Regions from separate parts of the Mus musculus genome. Here region 1 is linked to region 2. Evidence: chromatin loops called from intact Hi-C (ENCODE). Cell type or tissue: gastrocnemius. All regions are shown on one strand.

Evidence for each region. A loop is a pair of places that touch in the nucleus more often than their neighbours do. Peaks named below come from ENCODE experiments on the same cell type or tissue, not always from the same donor. Only the 100,000 strongest peaks of a DNase experiment are listed, where the experiment ranks them.
Region 1: a loop joins it to region 2, with 4 times the contacts of the local background. A loop is called at or near these places in 12 of 42 quality-filtered maps.

What each region holds. Positions count from the first base shown.
Region 1 is chrX:103,599,333-103,607,332 of GRCm38, forward strand. Ftx (Ftx transcript, Xist regulator (non-protein coding)) reads right to left here. Exons shown (of 11, transcript NR_028381.1): 6 at 7,592-7,694; 7 at 6,986-7,050; 8 at 3,710-3,757. Among named protein-coding and RNA genes, the nearest start is that of Ftx, 20 kb to the right of the region's middle. In gastrocnemius, no CTCF peak of the experiment used is centred here; no DNase peak of the experiment used is centred here; H3K27ac peaks cover 2,616 bases.
Region 2 is chrX:103,479,289-103,487,288 of GRCm38, forward strand. Xist (inactive X specific transcripts) reads right to left here and starts at 3,945. Exons shown (of 8, transcript NR_001570.2): 1 at 1-3,945. It also overlaps Tsix and the pseudogene Gm14861. In gastrocnemius, CTCF peaks have their summits at 2,431 (motif pointing right) and 4,950 (motif pointing right); DNase peaks (open chromatin) are centred at 2,508, 2,702, 3,248, 3,956 and 1 more place; H3K4me3 peaks cover 3,858 bases; H3K27ac peaks cover 3,081 bases.

The sequences.
Region 1 (8,000 bases), 120 kb after region 2:
GATTTCTGAGTTCGAAACCAGCCTGGTCTATAGAGTGAGTTCCAGGACAGCCAGAGTTATGCAGAGAAACCCTGTCTCAAAAAAGCAAAACAAAAAACAAAAACAAAAACAAACAAACAATAAAAACAATGAGGGAAACTCAATTCTGGAGATGGGGTAAAACGAGAGGATTTAAAAAGAAAGAATCATTTTCTATTTAAGAGGCTGAGGCAATGTAGGTAAGTTTGAGGCCAGTCTCATCAACAGTGAAACCCTATTTCTAATCAGGCTACAAAACAAACACACAAATGAAAAGTTGTACAAAGACTCAGAAAGCTAACTTTAAAAAAAAATAATCTCAAAACCACCAACTAGTCTTGGAAATTCTTGCAGTGCCATGGTTTTCTTAATCTAGTGAGGCATTCTTCTTTTACAAGGCTGGCACAATGGCCTTGATAGGAGGCTACTCTTCCACATTTTTCAATGATATTTTTCTTGTATATGCGGGTGTTCCCTGTGCTGCAGTGCAGGTAGACGGCAAAAGACGACTTGTGGGAGTTGGCTAGCTTTCAGGGGCTTGAACCCAGCTTGTCAGCTTGTTGAGTGACCAGCACCTTTACCCACTGATCCCTCCTAGGGGAGGCCACTGAATTTTAAGATCTGGCTAACGAGAAAATAGTCTCATGGACTGCAAGGGCAGAATGGCTTCTAACCTCACACTGGCATACTTTTGCTAAAACTTCCTCTCCCCATGGCTATTTTTAAGACAAGGTCTCACTTTGGCTCTCCGGCTGGCCTGGAAATTGCTATGTAAACCAGGCTCAAATTCACAGCACCACCTGCCTCTGCAATTCGGTACAAGGTCTAAAGGCATGTGCCACGATACCTAGCCAATTATGACTATTAGTTCTTGTCTGAAAGTTACTCTCACCTCACGTACAAACTGTCAGAGGCATGTACTTGTAGACCCAATTAACCGGAAGACCAAAGCAGTAGGATTGTTTCAGGCTAATGATTCAAGGTTAACCAATGGGGGGAAAAATCTAAAATGTGAACAGAATTTTCAACATTTCCTACAATTGAATCCCAGTCATCCTAATACTATTAGCTATTAAAATAATACCTAATAGCTAATAGTTAATAGCTATTAAAACAAAACAGAAAATAGGGTTTGGGGGAAGTTCCTAATCTCTTCTGTTTCTCCATGCTTATTACTACCTAAAGCTGTTCCCTGGGGGCTGGCATCTCAGATGGCTTAGTGAGTAAAAACACTGACTGCTCTTTTGAAGGTCCTGAGTTCAAATCCCAACAACCACATGGTGGCTCACAGAGACCTTTAATGAGATCTGATTCCCTCTTCTGGTGTGTCTGAAGACAGCTACAGTGTACTTACATATAATAAATAAATAAATCTTAAAAAAAGATCTAAGGCAAGAAAATTAAAAAGCCAGGCAGTGGTGGCACACTCCTTTAATCCCAGCACTTGGGAGGCAGAGGCAGGCAGATTTCTGAGTTTGAGGCCAGCCTGGTCTACAGAGTGAGTTCCAGGACAGCTAGGGCTACACAGAAAAACGCTGTCTTGAAAAACAAACAAATAAAAAACCAAACCAAACCAAACCAAAAACCAAAAGCTGTTCCCTGTCTTCAAAAGATTAGGACAGGGACCTGGAGGATTGGTTCAGCTGTTAAAGGCACTTATTGCTTTTCCTGAGAACCTAGGTTCAATGCCTGCTTATAACTGTCTGCAAGTCGTTTCAGGGGATTTAACATTCTTTTCTAACCTCCATAGAAATCGGGCACATGCACAGTACACATACCTACATGTAAGCAAAACACTCATGCACATAAAGATAGATAAATAAATGTCTTTGAAAAGAGAGAAAAGATAAGGAGAGGAAGAAAGTGTGTTCGTAGCTGCCCTTGACAGAAGGTACTATAGAAGAGAAACTGCTATGAATGGTGTTAGCTGAAACATCACTAGGTCACTCTTTTGCTTAGTGAGTCTGAAGAAGGGATAGTCATTCCTACAGATAGACAGACAGACAGTATGATATGCCTGGGAAGAACAAAGGTACTTACATAGGAACATATTAAAATTGGCTTTTTGATTCCTGATTCCCATTAGCAGCTATGGATTTCTGAATATTATATTTTTCTACATATACATATATATGCAGGTATGTAACGTACCTATACATATAGGCATTCAGGGCAATGTTCATGTAGAGGCCAGGGGACTAAGAGTCTAGTCCTACTCCATTACTCTGTACTTTATTCTTGTGACATAGGATCTCTTACTGAACCTGGAGGTAGACTTAGTGGCAACAAGCCTCCTCATGTCTGTCAGCAACAGCCCTGGGGTTACATGCACTCATGGTCATGCCAGGCTTTGTTTTCTAGGGTTTTACTCTTATGTGTATACGTATGTGTGAGTTCATGGAGGCTAGAAGCGTATTGGAACCCCTGGAGCTGGAGTTCTAGGAAACTTGACCTGGACATTAGGACCGAACTCTTATCCAATGCAAGAGCAGCAAGACTTTTTTATTCTGCTGAGCCATCTCTCTACCTTCCATAGCCAGCTTTTTATGTAGGTGTTGAGAACAGAAACTGAGGTCCTTATGTGTTCTGACCCACTAAGATTTTAAAATGTAATAGGGCTGGTGTCCACTGGTAGACTTCTTGTCTAGTATCCCTAAGGTCCCTAGGACCACATGCCAGCAGTGTCAACAAGAAAATAAAAAATGTCAAGATGTCAAGCATGGTGACAAAGGCTTGTAATTGCCTGTAATTCCAGCTACTGGGAGGCTGAGGCAGGAAAAACAAAAGTATAAGTTTGCCTGGGCTATAGAGTGAATTCATTGGAAGCCTGGGCAATTAACCAAGATCCCTGTCTCAAAACACGTTCTTCGTCTTTTTCCTCGTCGCCTTCTTCTTCCTCCTCCTCCTTCTTGATTTATTTATTTTATGTATATGAGTACACTGTAGCTGTCTTCAGACACACCAGAAGAGGGCATCTGATCCCATTAGAGATGGTTATAAGTAACCACATGTGGTGGCTGGGACTTGAACTCAGAACCTTTGGAAGAGCAGTCAGGGCTTTTAATCACTGAACCATCTCTCCAGCACACTGTGAAACTTCAAATACTTAAATAAAAAGTGTAGCAGAATGGGGTGGGAGTGCTGAAAAGATGGCTCAGTGGTTAAGAATACTGGCCATTCCTCCTGGGGACTTTTTCCCACTTCTGGACTCTACTATCCATGCATGTGGTACACACATCAATATAGGCAAAATACTCATACACATAAAATAACAATTTAAAACTTTTTTTTAAAGGAAATGAGAGGGCTGTGGGTATAGCTCACTGGTAAAGCATGCACACGTACATACATCTGACCATTCTGGGGTGGTAGAGTAGACTTTGAACTAAGTTCAGTGACAGACTGTTTGCCTAGCATGTGTGTGGCACCCTAGGTTCAATTTCTAGAACCGCAAGGGCGAAAGCGGCCGTGGATATATAGATTAGTGATAAGAGCAAGCTGCTTACAAAGAGGCCCTGTGTTAAATCAGCATGGGGGTGAAGAGAAGAAAGAAAATGACAATTTTCATGATGCTTTTAACATCTAATTCTACCCCTAATTAGAAACCAGACTATGGCGAGTAACTACTGTCTCTATGACAAAATACCAGCGACAAACAGCTTAAAAGAAGGGCAAGTTTCTTTTTACTCACAGTTCCAAAAGTTTCAGTCCATGGCCAACTGGCTCTGTTCCTTCCAACCTACAGCAAAAAAGAAATCACCATGGCAGAGAGAACAAGGTAGAGTGCTGCTCATGAAGAAAACGGGGAAGGGGGTCACAGCCACAGTGCCCCCCTCAAGGCTCCATCCTCAGCATCCCAAAAAAAAGAAGAGAGAGAGAGAGAAAGCCATCTCCAAAGAATCCCCATGTCAAAGCAGGAAACAACTTTCAAAAGACACTTAAAAATCCAATCCTAACTTGGGTATGGTGGTCCACCCTTCAAGAGGCATAGATAGGCAGAGCTCTATGAATCCAATGCCAGCCTGTTCTACAGAGTGAGATCTGAGATAGGCAGGACTAGAAAGAAACCCTCTCTCAAAAGAAACAAAACAACACCAAAAATTCCAATTCTATTATTCCAGTGTTGTGCGTTCACTGTATGTAGTCCTACTATGAGTAAAGCCACAATAACTTGAACTCAGGAATTTAAGACCAGTCTGGACAACACAGCACAATACCATTGAAGGATTAAAAAACAAGTGACAAAAAAAAAGGAAAAAGAAAATCCAAACCTTATAGCAGTGCGTCAGGGTAAAGTTATATATGTTTGAAAAACATATATATCTTTTTTGGAGATGGAAATGGCAACTCTTCCAGGTTTTGGGACAAAATTTCACAAGAGAACATGTCTAAGTTTCATACTAGATGCTCAATAAATGGCATCAAGTAATAAAAAGCTCACCTATCACATTACACGTGCATGAACGCATGTTATAGTAATTTCTTAATTTTTTAAAAAGCCAGATAAGGCTGTGTGTGATGGTACACACCTGTAATCCGGGCACTCAGGAGGCAAGACGGAGGTGAATCTCTGAGACTAGACAGTTTACAGAGCAAGTTCCAGCCAGCTAAGGCTATGCAGTATAACACTGTCTCAAAACCAAAAGCAAACAAACAAAAACTGGATTTTAAAAGGCATCCATGCAAAGAAAGGGGAAAAGAGAAAGGGGAGAGCCATAGAGAATAAATTAGTTGGCTCCATGAGGCATATAAAAGAGCTCTTTCTGTATTCACATCCAGTCTGAAAATGCTTTCGTATTTTTTCAGATGGGTCTCATGTGACTGAGGCTGGCCTTGTTCTCCTACTCTTCGAGAAGTCAGTCCCCAAAAGCTGAGATCACAGGAGGGCACAACCATAGCCCGCTCTGTCGATATACACTCCCCTCTCCCCTTTAAAAAAAAAAGATTTCCTTATTTTATTTTGTATACAGTGTTGTGGAATCATGTATGTCTGCATGCCAGAAAAGGACACCAACCAGATCCCCTTATAAATGTTATTAGTCATCATGTGGTTGGTGGGAACGGAACAAAGGACCTCTGAAAGAGCCAGTGTTCTTAAACCACTGAGTCATCTCTCTCGCCTCTCCAATGTACATTCTTTTTTTGTTTGTTTTTGTTTTTGGAGACAGGGTTTCTCTGTGTAGCCCTGGCTGTCCTGGAACTCACTCTGAAGACCAGGCTGGCTTCGAACTCAGAAATCTGCCTGCCTCTGCCTCCCAAGTGCTGGGATTAAAGGCGTGCACCATCACACCCGGCTCTCCAATATACATTCTTGATCTTAATTTTCCTGGGAAGCAATGCAGGAAGAAACTGATTTCAATTTGTAGGATCCGTTGTAAAGGCAAGTACCATAGAAATAAAATGGGGAGAGGAGTTAACTTACACTGGCAATGGCCAAACTTCCTCAAAAGGCCAAATGGTAATACTCCAGGCTCTACAGGCCACATAGCTGGTACAATCACTCAGCTAGGCAGTAGCACAAAAGACCACAGACAGTAATAAATGAAAATGACTATGTTTCAATAAAACCTTCTATATCAAGCAGGAGCTTGGGAGCTGGTGGTATAACTCGATGGCAGAGCACCAAGATGAGCACTAGGTACATCCTCAACACAGAACCAAACCAAAGCAAAGCAGACCAGGAGCTTCTGGTGCCCAGCTTCCGTTCCTTAGGAGCCATTTTAGCTCTTCTGGCCCTCAGGTTGATCAGGTTGAGAAGGACATGATCTCCCCAAACCATTTGAGGATATCTGTCGTGTCAACTGACTTGTGCTTAGAAACGGCACTTCTAAAACAAAAAGTGAGGCCTGTATTTCTCTACTTACTGCTTTGTCATTGAGAAGTACCCTCCTCTTCTCTTTTGAGGTCACTCACGCATAGGATCTGGCAAACGCTAAACCCTTTTTCAAAAATATCTTCCCTAGAGCCAGAGATACAGTTCATTGGTAGAGGAATTGTTTAGTAGGTCCAAAACCCCGTGTAGCACCCAAGAAAAAAAAAGCCGTTTGGAGTCTAGCCAAAAGAGGGGCAACGAAAAGATACCCTACACCTATGATTTTTCCACTCACCTAGGTCAGCCATCATGTCGTGAAGAGACAGTGGCAGCTGTTAACAGAGGCAAAGATGGGCAGGTTCGTGCATACGTGTAGTTAGTCCCAGTATTCAGGAGATGGTAGCGGGAAAGGACTAACTTTGCAGCCACGTTGTGTTAATGCTCCAGGCAAGAGGGACTGTCAAGTTTAAAAAATAAACAGAAAAAACAGTAGAAAGGAGGAAGCGAGGAAACCAGAAGACACTGCTTCTATTATTAACTCAGGCACCTGCTGCTGCCGTTTTGAGACAGGAAGATTGCTATGTCGACTATGATAGCCTCACACTGGTAACCTTCCTACTTCAGTCCTACTGGGATTACAGGCATGAGCCACTATGCTTGGCTAACTATGTTTTGGCTAACTTTATTCAATGTAATTTTTCAAATCATAAAGGGAAAAACTCAATTTAATATATATGCTCTATTATACATATAGTATATAACTCTCTCTCTTTTTTAACCCACAAAAAGGAAAGTCCCATAAGGGCACGGCTTTCTTTTTCTTTCTTTTTTTTAAGACTTATTTATTTATTTAATGTATATGAGTACTCTGTCTGCATGTATACTTGTGTGCCAGAAGATGACATCAGATCCCTTACAGATGGTTGTGAGCTACTATGAGGTTGCTGGGAATTGAACTGAGGACTTCTGAAAGAACAGCCAGTGGTCTTAACCGCTGAGCCATCTCTCCAGCCCCATGGGCAGGGCTTTCTTAACACCTAAAATAATCTCAGGTAAGCACATACTATCTATTGAAGAAGGATGGAAATGCCACATGGAACCACTTTCCTTTTGTTTCAAAATGAGAAACCTCACCCAAAAGTATTGACACCTTACCCAGGCTTTCAACTGCTTCCCAAGGTTTCCATGGACACAATGATTATCCTCATGTGTTGCTGAATCTAAGCAGAAAACCTCAGTATAAGTAAGGGACAGATTCCACAAATGACAAAATTCCAACTTCCCAGCAATCTGTATGTTGAACAAGCATCCCAGATGATTTGTTATGTAACAAATAATATTTTAAGTACCATCATCAGAAAAAGTATGATCTTGGAATCTGTTATACTCCAAGAGTGGTAGCTCAGGCTTTTACCAGGGATAGGGAGACTGAGGCAGAAGGACTGCTATGTCTTAGACCAGCCTGCACTACATATTGAGATCCTAATACAGACACACACACACACACAAAATCTTTAATAAAAATCTTTTAGCAGAGAATACACCACCATTTCTAGATTGAATCAAATCTATCTTCCACTAGACAATTTCCAATTTCCCCATCTATAAATGTCTAACATGAGGAAAGGGAGGGTAAGCTATTTCAATGTGTTTCCAGACAACGGGTAACTGTGGAGTAATTGTTTGATGCTTAGTTAAGACCTCCTTTCTGGTCTGCTCTCATTAACTGAGCAAGCCAAGTAGAGTCACTGAGTCACTTACCAAGATTTTACCGTGATTTGAAAATTAATATTCTTTAATAACCTCACAGAATCAAGAGTTCAGTTTATCTCTTCAAAAGCGGCATAATTTCTGACAATATTATCTGTAGAGAGGAAAAAGAAACAAATTGACAAGGAATAGTCAAGTTTGAAACCCAATGTTAGTTTTATTTTTCCTCCTTTGGCATCTAGACATCTAAATCTATCAAAGATTCCCCACTTTTACTCCCTTCCCTCCTTCCCTTGTTTCAAGGGTAGTCTGAAACCTTGACTTACTCCCTGGCATAAGGAAATACATACATAAATCTAATATTTATAGCTATAAGCAGTATATTTTTAAAAAAGAATTATTTATTTATGCATGAGTACAGTCAGTGTCTTCAGATACACCAGAAGATGGCATCTGATCC
Region 2 (8,000 bases):
AGTCTTATAGGCTGAGTGATGGGCACTGCATTTTAGCAATAGGACTGCATGCATTAAGTGAAATTCCATGACTCTGGAAGTCAGTATGGAGGGGGTATGGGGTATAGATGGGCTATCTCAGTCTTATAGGCTGAGTGATGGGCACTGCATTTTAGCAATAGGACTGCATGCATTAAGTGAAATTCCATGACTCTGGAAGTCAGTATGGAGGGGGTATAGATGGGCTATCTCAGTCTTATAGGCTGAGTGATGGGCACTGCATTTTAGCAATAGGACCGTATGCAAAGTGAAATTCTATGACTCTGGAAGTCAGTATGGAGGGAGTATGGGGTATACATAGGGATATCTCAGTCTTATAGACTGAGTGATGGACACTGCATTTTAGCAATAGGACCGTATGCAAAGTGAAATTCTATGACTCTGGAAGTCAGTATGGAGGGAGTATGGGGTATACATAGGGATATCTCAGTCTTATAGACTGAGTGATGGACACTGCATTTTAGCAATACGATTCTATGTATTAAGTGAAATTCCATGACCCTAGAAGTCAGTATGGAGGGGGTATGGGGTATAAATGGGCTATCTCAGTCTTATAGGCTGAGTTATGGGCACTGCATTTTAGCAATAGGACTGCATGCATTAAGTGAAACTCCATGACTCTGTAAGTCAGTATGGAGGGGGTATAGATGGGCTATCTCAGTCTTATAGGCTGAGTGATGGGCACTGCATTTTAGCAATACGATTCTATGCATTAAGTGAAATTCCATGACTCTAGAAGTCAGTATGGAGGGGGTATAGATGGGCTGTCTCAGTCTTATAGGCTGAGTGATGGACACTGCATTTTAGCACTGAATCAATGAAGATTCGAATTTCTCTAAGTAGAAGTGGGCTTGGGATAGGTCTGAAAGTATCTGGGCCTGGGGCTAGGACTGGGCTGGGGCAGGGCTGGACTGGATTGGGTTGGTTGGGTGGGGCAGGGGCAGGGGCAGGGGTAGGGGCTGGGGCTGGGGCTGGGGCAGGGGCTGGGGCAGGGGCAGGGGCTGGGGCTGGGGCAGGGGCTGGGGCTGGGGCTGGGGCAGGGGCTGGGGCTGGGCCTGGGGCTGGGGCAGCAATAGCAGCAGCACTATTTGCTGAGTCTTGAGGAGAATCTAGATGCCATAAAGGCAAGAACACACAGAAAGTTGAAATGTAGGCCTTAATATTACTATTATAACAGTAAGTCTGATAGAGGACACAGAGCATTACAATTCAAGGCTCTTGCTGACAAGTAAAACCATTAGTCAATATAGCATCAACAATAGCAACAAAAGCAAAGCCTGAACTGGTATAGAACCTCAAATACTCCTGACATCCAGTCATAATGTTCACTTTACATTAACAGTATCTGTGTTATAAGACTTAAAAATTTGAAGAGTAGCTCGGTGGATGAGTTTGAAAGAAAGTACATTTAAGTGCCAAGTAATTTGAGTATCATCTGCCAAAAAAATTATTGAAAACTTTAAGGACTCCAAAGTAACAATTCACTAAAGGTAATTAAAATGAATTCAACAAGTAAGCAAATCGTAAATACATTTTGAAAACAATCACTTCGGTTTTAAATTCAAACACTAGCAAAGCACACTATCAGACGTGTCGTTGGCATCCAAAATATTCATTGAAATCAAAATGCAACCCCAGCAATAGTCATGGGGTAGATTTTGGAAGAAGGTAGGATTCTACCTCTTCACCAGTGATTTGTGATCCACTATGACTCTGGCCAAAGTCACCACTTATACCCAGTAGGCTTAGAGAACCGCTTGAGATCAGTGCTGGCTAAATCAGAGGCCAAGGTGTAAGTAGACTAGCCACTGAACAATACAAAGGAATGGAACGGGCTGAGTTTTAGTTTGCACCGCCACGTATAGAGCACTGTAAGAGACTATGAACGCAAGCGGATGAGTCAAATGTCCTTGAAATGGCCTTAGATACTTTTCTTTCTTTTAATAGGTGAGGTTTCAATGATTTACATCGACCAAGAACCCGCAGCCTCGGTCTCTCGAATCGGATCCGACATCATCCAACACTTCAGTGTTAGAATTGCAAGCATGCGCTCTCCCGACCTGGGCAGGCACTTCGAAAAAATGATGACTAAAGACACACGTGAAGTACCAAGCGAAACTCACGTCCTTATGGGACAGTGACTCATCACAGTCTAATTCCATCCTGGCCACCAAGCAATAATGCACATTTCTAACTGGAAGTCAAGCAAACACCAACACTTTCACACTTGTGCCCATTTCTGACGAGTTACGTCAAGTGGCAACCAACACTTCCACTTAGCCTTGCCTCAGCTTCGAGTGGCACAAGGTAGGACCAACCACACCCTACCATAATGCACCAAGTGTACCCTCGGGCAAAGCCCGCCAAGTAGCTAAAGCCCGCCAAAAAAAAAATCACTGAAAGAAACCACTAGAGGGCAGGTCACATGACTTCCGCCATCTTAGACACATTCAAGAGCATGTGCCACCTCTCCAGGCTAACTCAGACATGAAGCTGACATGTGACACACAAAGCCCTTTGCGTTATACCGCACCAAGAACTTGAGCCGCCATCTTTTCCTGTACGACCTAAATGTCCTATAATCCATTGCTACACACCAGAACAAAGATTGGGCTGTCGAGCCTCGGGTGGAGCCCCCGAGCCGCCATTTTATAGACTTCTGAGCAGCCCTTAAAGCCACGGGGGACCGCGCCAGGGGTCCATATGCACACACACCCTGCCCAATCCCCACACCCACGCTGAGCCCTATCCCCTAGTCCTCTGCGGCTTCCGCGCAACACCGCACACTAATACGAGCACTCCTTGGCTTTCTACTTCCGGCTAGCACAACCCCGCAAATGCTACCACAAATCAAGGCGAATCCCGCAACCCCGCACATATAAAGAAAGCCTTTAGCTAGCGCAGCGCAATTGGTTGCTTTTATCCAGTCCGCTGTGCTCCTCGGTGTCCTAATTCTTGGCGTAACTGGCTCGAGAATAGCCGTATCACGCAGAAGCCATAATGGCGGACGCGGGCTCTCCACGCCCTGAACACCCACTCAGTTTAAGAGCAAAGTCGTTTTTCTAAGCCATAGGTTCACTCACACAGCACCAAACGATCAGCAGCAACAGTACACGCAAATAAGAGGCATAGATATTCCAGGTAGTGCAATAACTCACAAAACCATATTTCCATCCACCAAGCGCCCCGTTGGGCCGTGAAAAAAAAAATTTAAAGCAGGTATCCACAGCCCCGATGGGCAAAAGAAAAAGAAAAAAAAATAATAACAGCAGGTATCCGAGGCCCCGTTGGGCATGGGAAAAAAAGACTAAACGCAGGTATCCGAGGTCCCGATGGACCGAGAAAGGTTTTTTTGTTTTTTTTTTTTTTTTTACAAAAAGCAGGTATCCATGGCCCCGATGGGCTAAGGAGAAGAAAAAAAGAATAAAAGCAGGTATCCACAGCCCAGATGGGCAAGTTTAGAAAAAAAAATAATAAGAAAAAAAAAGAATGAAAAGGCAGGTAAGTATCCAAAACCCCGTTGGGCATGGAATGGCGGGGAGGACACACAGGTATCCGTGGCCCCGATGGGCAAGAATATATAAACAATGAAAGAAAGGTAAGTCCACCATACACACACAAGTATCAACCAAAAGGCACAACAAAGAAATATTCCTTAAAAATGAAAAATTGACTGAAAATATTACAAATATCAAAAAGTATGGAGGACATGTCAAAAAAAAAATCTTACCAGAACATATCAAAACGTCAAAAATCTCGTGGAATTTTGATATGTTTTCTTAAATAAGCCATAAGGCTTGGTGGTAGGGGAACTAAAAATGTTCCCCCAAAGCTCCTTAGATGGAGAGAAACCACGGAAGAACCGCACATCCACGGGAAACGAGCAAACATGGCTGGAGCAAGCCGTTGCACGCCTTTAACTGATCCGCGGCGCTGAAGGCGGAGAGACCAGAAGAGGAGTGGCCACAAAGATTGCAATTCTGACATCTTATTGGACCTTTAGGTCTAACTATATTATAAAAAAATTAAAATGAATAAAGATGGAGGTACGTAAGCTCAGTGACATGACGCGTGAATTTCATTATTTTGCGCGATAATGAAGGATTATCCTATTTTACAGCTAAAAACGTTTATGTAGAACTTCCACATAAACATTAAATAATGTACATTAGGTCACACACCTGTCTATGCAAAATTTCAATATATCTTCTACTTGGACAAACCATGTATCGCTCCGCGTCTTGGACACTAGAAGTTCTTCTGCATTAGTTGGCGACCTCAGATGAGGAGAGGAAAGGGTAGAAATGCCTCACAAAATGGCTCCTTGGTTCCTAAATTATCAGAGTATTAGTTGTGACCGATTTGGTGGGCTTACGCTCATAGTTTTGGGTCATTGGCATCTTAGTCTTTCTCTGGGAACCTGGTGACTCCATACCTTGGGACAAAAACGCACTGAAGTACGTTACTCGCTAGCAGTAATGAAAAATAATTCCTAAATGCCAAAGCAAAGCCTGAGGGAATAATAGCTCATTGGTATCTTACTCGCCCCAGAGACACTGCTAACTTAAAAGAACTGTCAAATTTTGTTAACTGTCAAACTATGAATATCCACATGAAAGAGATCAGACACCCTGGGTATTAGAAAATCAAAGGATATTGTTGTCTCGTTGATTCACGCTGACAAATAATTCACAGTCTGTTCTAAGTTCCCTTTAGGCGTCCCATGAATAATAAAGGACACAAAATTGGTTTGCTTATGGACGATCAAAGTGCCAGCAATTCACTAATCTTACTATTGAGGTGGTTCAGGTAGGGATGGAAAAATATCTGCTACAAAATAAACTGTTTCAACAAAAGAAAAACAAATTAACAAGTAAATAAATGATGCACACAGACTGAATAAACCAGCAGGTGGCAGCATGAATCTTTCCAAGGCATCTGAAGCCAAACTTGGAGTGCAAAAGGATTCCTATCTGAATTGAGAAGTAAAGGTTACTTTGTCTAACTTTAGTTGACAGAGCGATCAGGATCAGAGTAACAAGCACACCAAAAGCATCACCAGTGAGAAGTCACATAGGACATATTAGGGAAAAAAGACCCAAGGAAGGGCTCTTCACAGCTAAGAGCACCTGGCTCCACGATGGATATGGCTTTGTATAAACGAGAACTTCTAAATGAGCTGTACAAAGAGAATTTAGAACTTGCGAGGTACTGGTCACAGATTATGCAAGCCAGTGTATCATTTTTGTGGGGATGCTAGAGAGAATCATCAAATTAAAGAGTTAAATTTAGTCTCTGTGTTTTACTTAGTCCCAATTCTTGCAAACCTCATCATTCTTTCTCACACCGTGTACATCAAGGTATGTCAGGTTTCGGGGACACTTTTTAGTCTTATCACAAGAAAGCATGAAGGGATATGTGCTAAAACTCAGTTCCTGGGCTGGAGAGATAGCTCAGTGGTTAGGAGTGCTGACTGCTCTTCCAGAGGGCCTGAGTTCAATTCTCAACAACTTCGTAGTGGCTCACAGTCATCTGTAGTGGGATCCGATATCTAACCTCTTCTGATGTATCTGAACAGTGACCGACAGTGTACTCACATTAAATAAATATTTTTCTAAAAAACACCTCCATTCCTGTACACTTAACTAGGTAATTTATTGCATATTCTTTGTTTGTTTGTTTGTTTTGTTTTTCAAGGCAGGTTTTCTCTGTATAGCCCCAGATGTCCTGGAACTCACTCTGTAGACCAGGCTGGCCTCGAAGTTAGAAATCCACCTGCCTCCACCTCCCAAGTGCTGGGATTAAAGGTGTGTGCCACCACTGCCTGCCTCATTGCATATTCTTAACATTAAGATTAAAAATGCACCTGGGGTAAAATAGTAATCTTGAGGAATTCTCCATGCAAATTCAAAGAGGAGAAGAAGGAAGAACAAGATGATGATGATAATGGGTCAAGAAACAAGGACCCACTACAAAGCAGCAAGAAACAGAAATGGGAGTTAAGAAATGGTCTTCCAATGTGCAGAGAGTAAGAGACTTTAGAACACTTGGTCCTAGATGAGATGTCTTCATCAAGCCCTTTCTTTCAATGCTCAGGCATCTATGAAGATAAGGAGTCAGAAAGACTGCAGTAAATGACTCCAAGAAAACACCATCCAGACAAAACAGCGCAGTTTTCGTTTTGTTTTTAAGAAAATGAATATGGATTTGGATGAGTGGGGAAGAGTTGGAGGAAGGAAAAATGATCAAAATAAATCATGAAAAATGGTTTGTTTTTTTAAAGGAAGGGATGTTCAATGACACTACTGGCTCTGTGAACAGAGAGAAAGTTGGAGCCACAACTATAGGTAGATCAGGCATCCAGTCTCTCCAGGAAATCTATATTTTTTTCAATTCTAACGTATATTGGGAGAGGGGTTGATCTGGTATAAAATGGTTGAAGAAACACTCCCAAGTTCATGAATCAACATAATATTGTCTAAGTTGCATCAAAAACCCATCTATGGATTTAGCGCTATACTCAGCAAAATTCTAATGACATTCACATAAATAGTTTTTAAAAATAGGTGACATGGTAAGTAGCTTATGCCTGTGAATCCCAGCCCTTGGGAGTTACAAGGATGATCAGAAATAGCCACATAGAGAATTGGAGACCAGATTGAGCTACATGACAAAGCTTCAAATGAATGAACAGGTTGCACCACAGCGTCAACATGCTACTGCTCATAGGTAGGCTTGTAAATTAGTGGGATAGAATAGAGGACCTGGAGACAGCCATCCACTACTCAACAAAGGTACAAACACCACATGTAAGAGACATACAGTCACTTGGCCAAGTGATCCTTAGCATAGTGGTACTATCTCACCCTATACAGAAATCAATCTACCAAAGATCATGTAAGAACAATGACTCCTACAGCCTCAGACATTTTATCACTAAGCCATCAGGAGCGGGGAGGAGGTGGCACTACTTTAGAAGAATTAGGAAGGACATAAGTCACTAGGGAGTGGGCTTTGAGGTTTCAGAAGCCCAAGCCAGGGCCGGTGGTTGGCTTTCTTCCTACTACCTGTGGAACCAGATGTCAAACTCCAGTACTATGTCTTCTTGAATGCTGACATGCTCCCTACCATGAAGACAATAGACTTTAACCCTAGAAAATATTAGAAAGCCCCTTTACAATGCTATCTCTTAAAGTGTGGTCAACCAGGTGGACGTGGTGCATGTCTTTAGTCCCCAGACCTAAGAAGTGATCAATTATGGTGCTTAAGACTGCTCTTAGATTACTCTTGAGATGCTTAATATTCCAGATGACCAAAGTTCAAGATTTACACTCACACTAGACAAATCTTTACTGCCTGTAATTTCAGTGCTAAGGGATCTAAAGATCAGGCTTTCATGTGCAACTTCACAGACTTTATATAAGATAACAAAAAACAATCTCCAGCACCTCATAAAACAGGCATACCAACTTATAAGTTATAGTAATAGAAAGTGAAGAGTCCCCAGCTCCAAGTCCCGGAAAAATATCAACAAAATCAGAAGAAAATTTTCCCAACCTAAAGAGATGCCACCCTTTCCCCTGGCTGGCAGCATGGAGGCTGAACGATGCCTGAAGTCACTGTAAAAGATGTTAACCATCAGGTTCGTCAGAGCGCTGGCAGCCTTCCTCAAAAAGTCCAGGAAGCTGAAAGTTCGGGAATGGGTGGACACAGTCAAGTTAGCCAAACATAAAGAGCTTGCCCCATATGATGAGAACTGGTTCTACCCACGAGCTGCTTCCACAACTCCGGACCTGTACCTCTGTACACAACTGTAGTGCAGGAGTTGGTTCCGTGACCAAGATCTATGAAGGATGGCAGAGGAACGGTGTTAGGCCCAGCCACTTCAGCAGAGGCTCTGAGAGTATGGCTTGCCAGGTCCTCCAAGCCCTGAAAGGGCTGAAAATGGTGGAAAAGGGCCG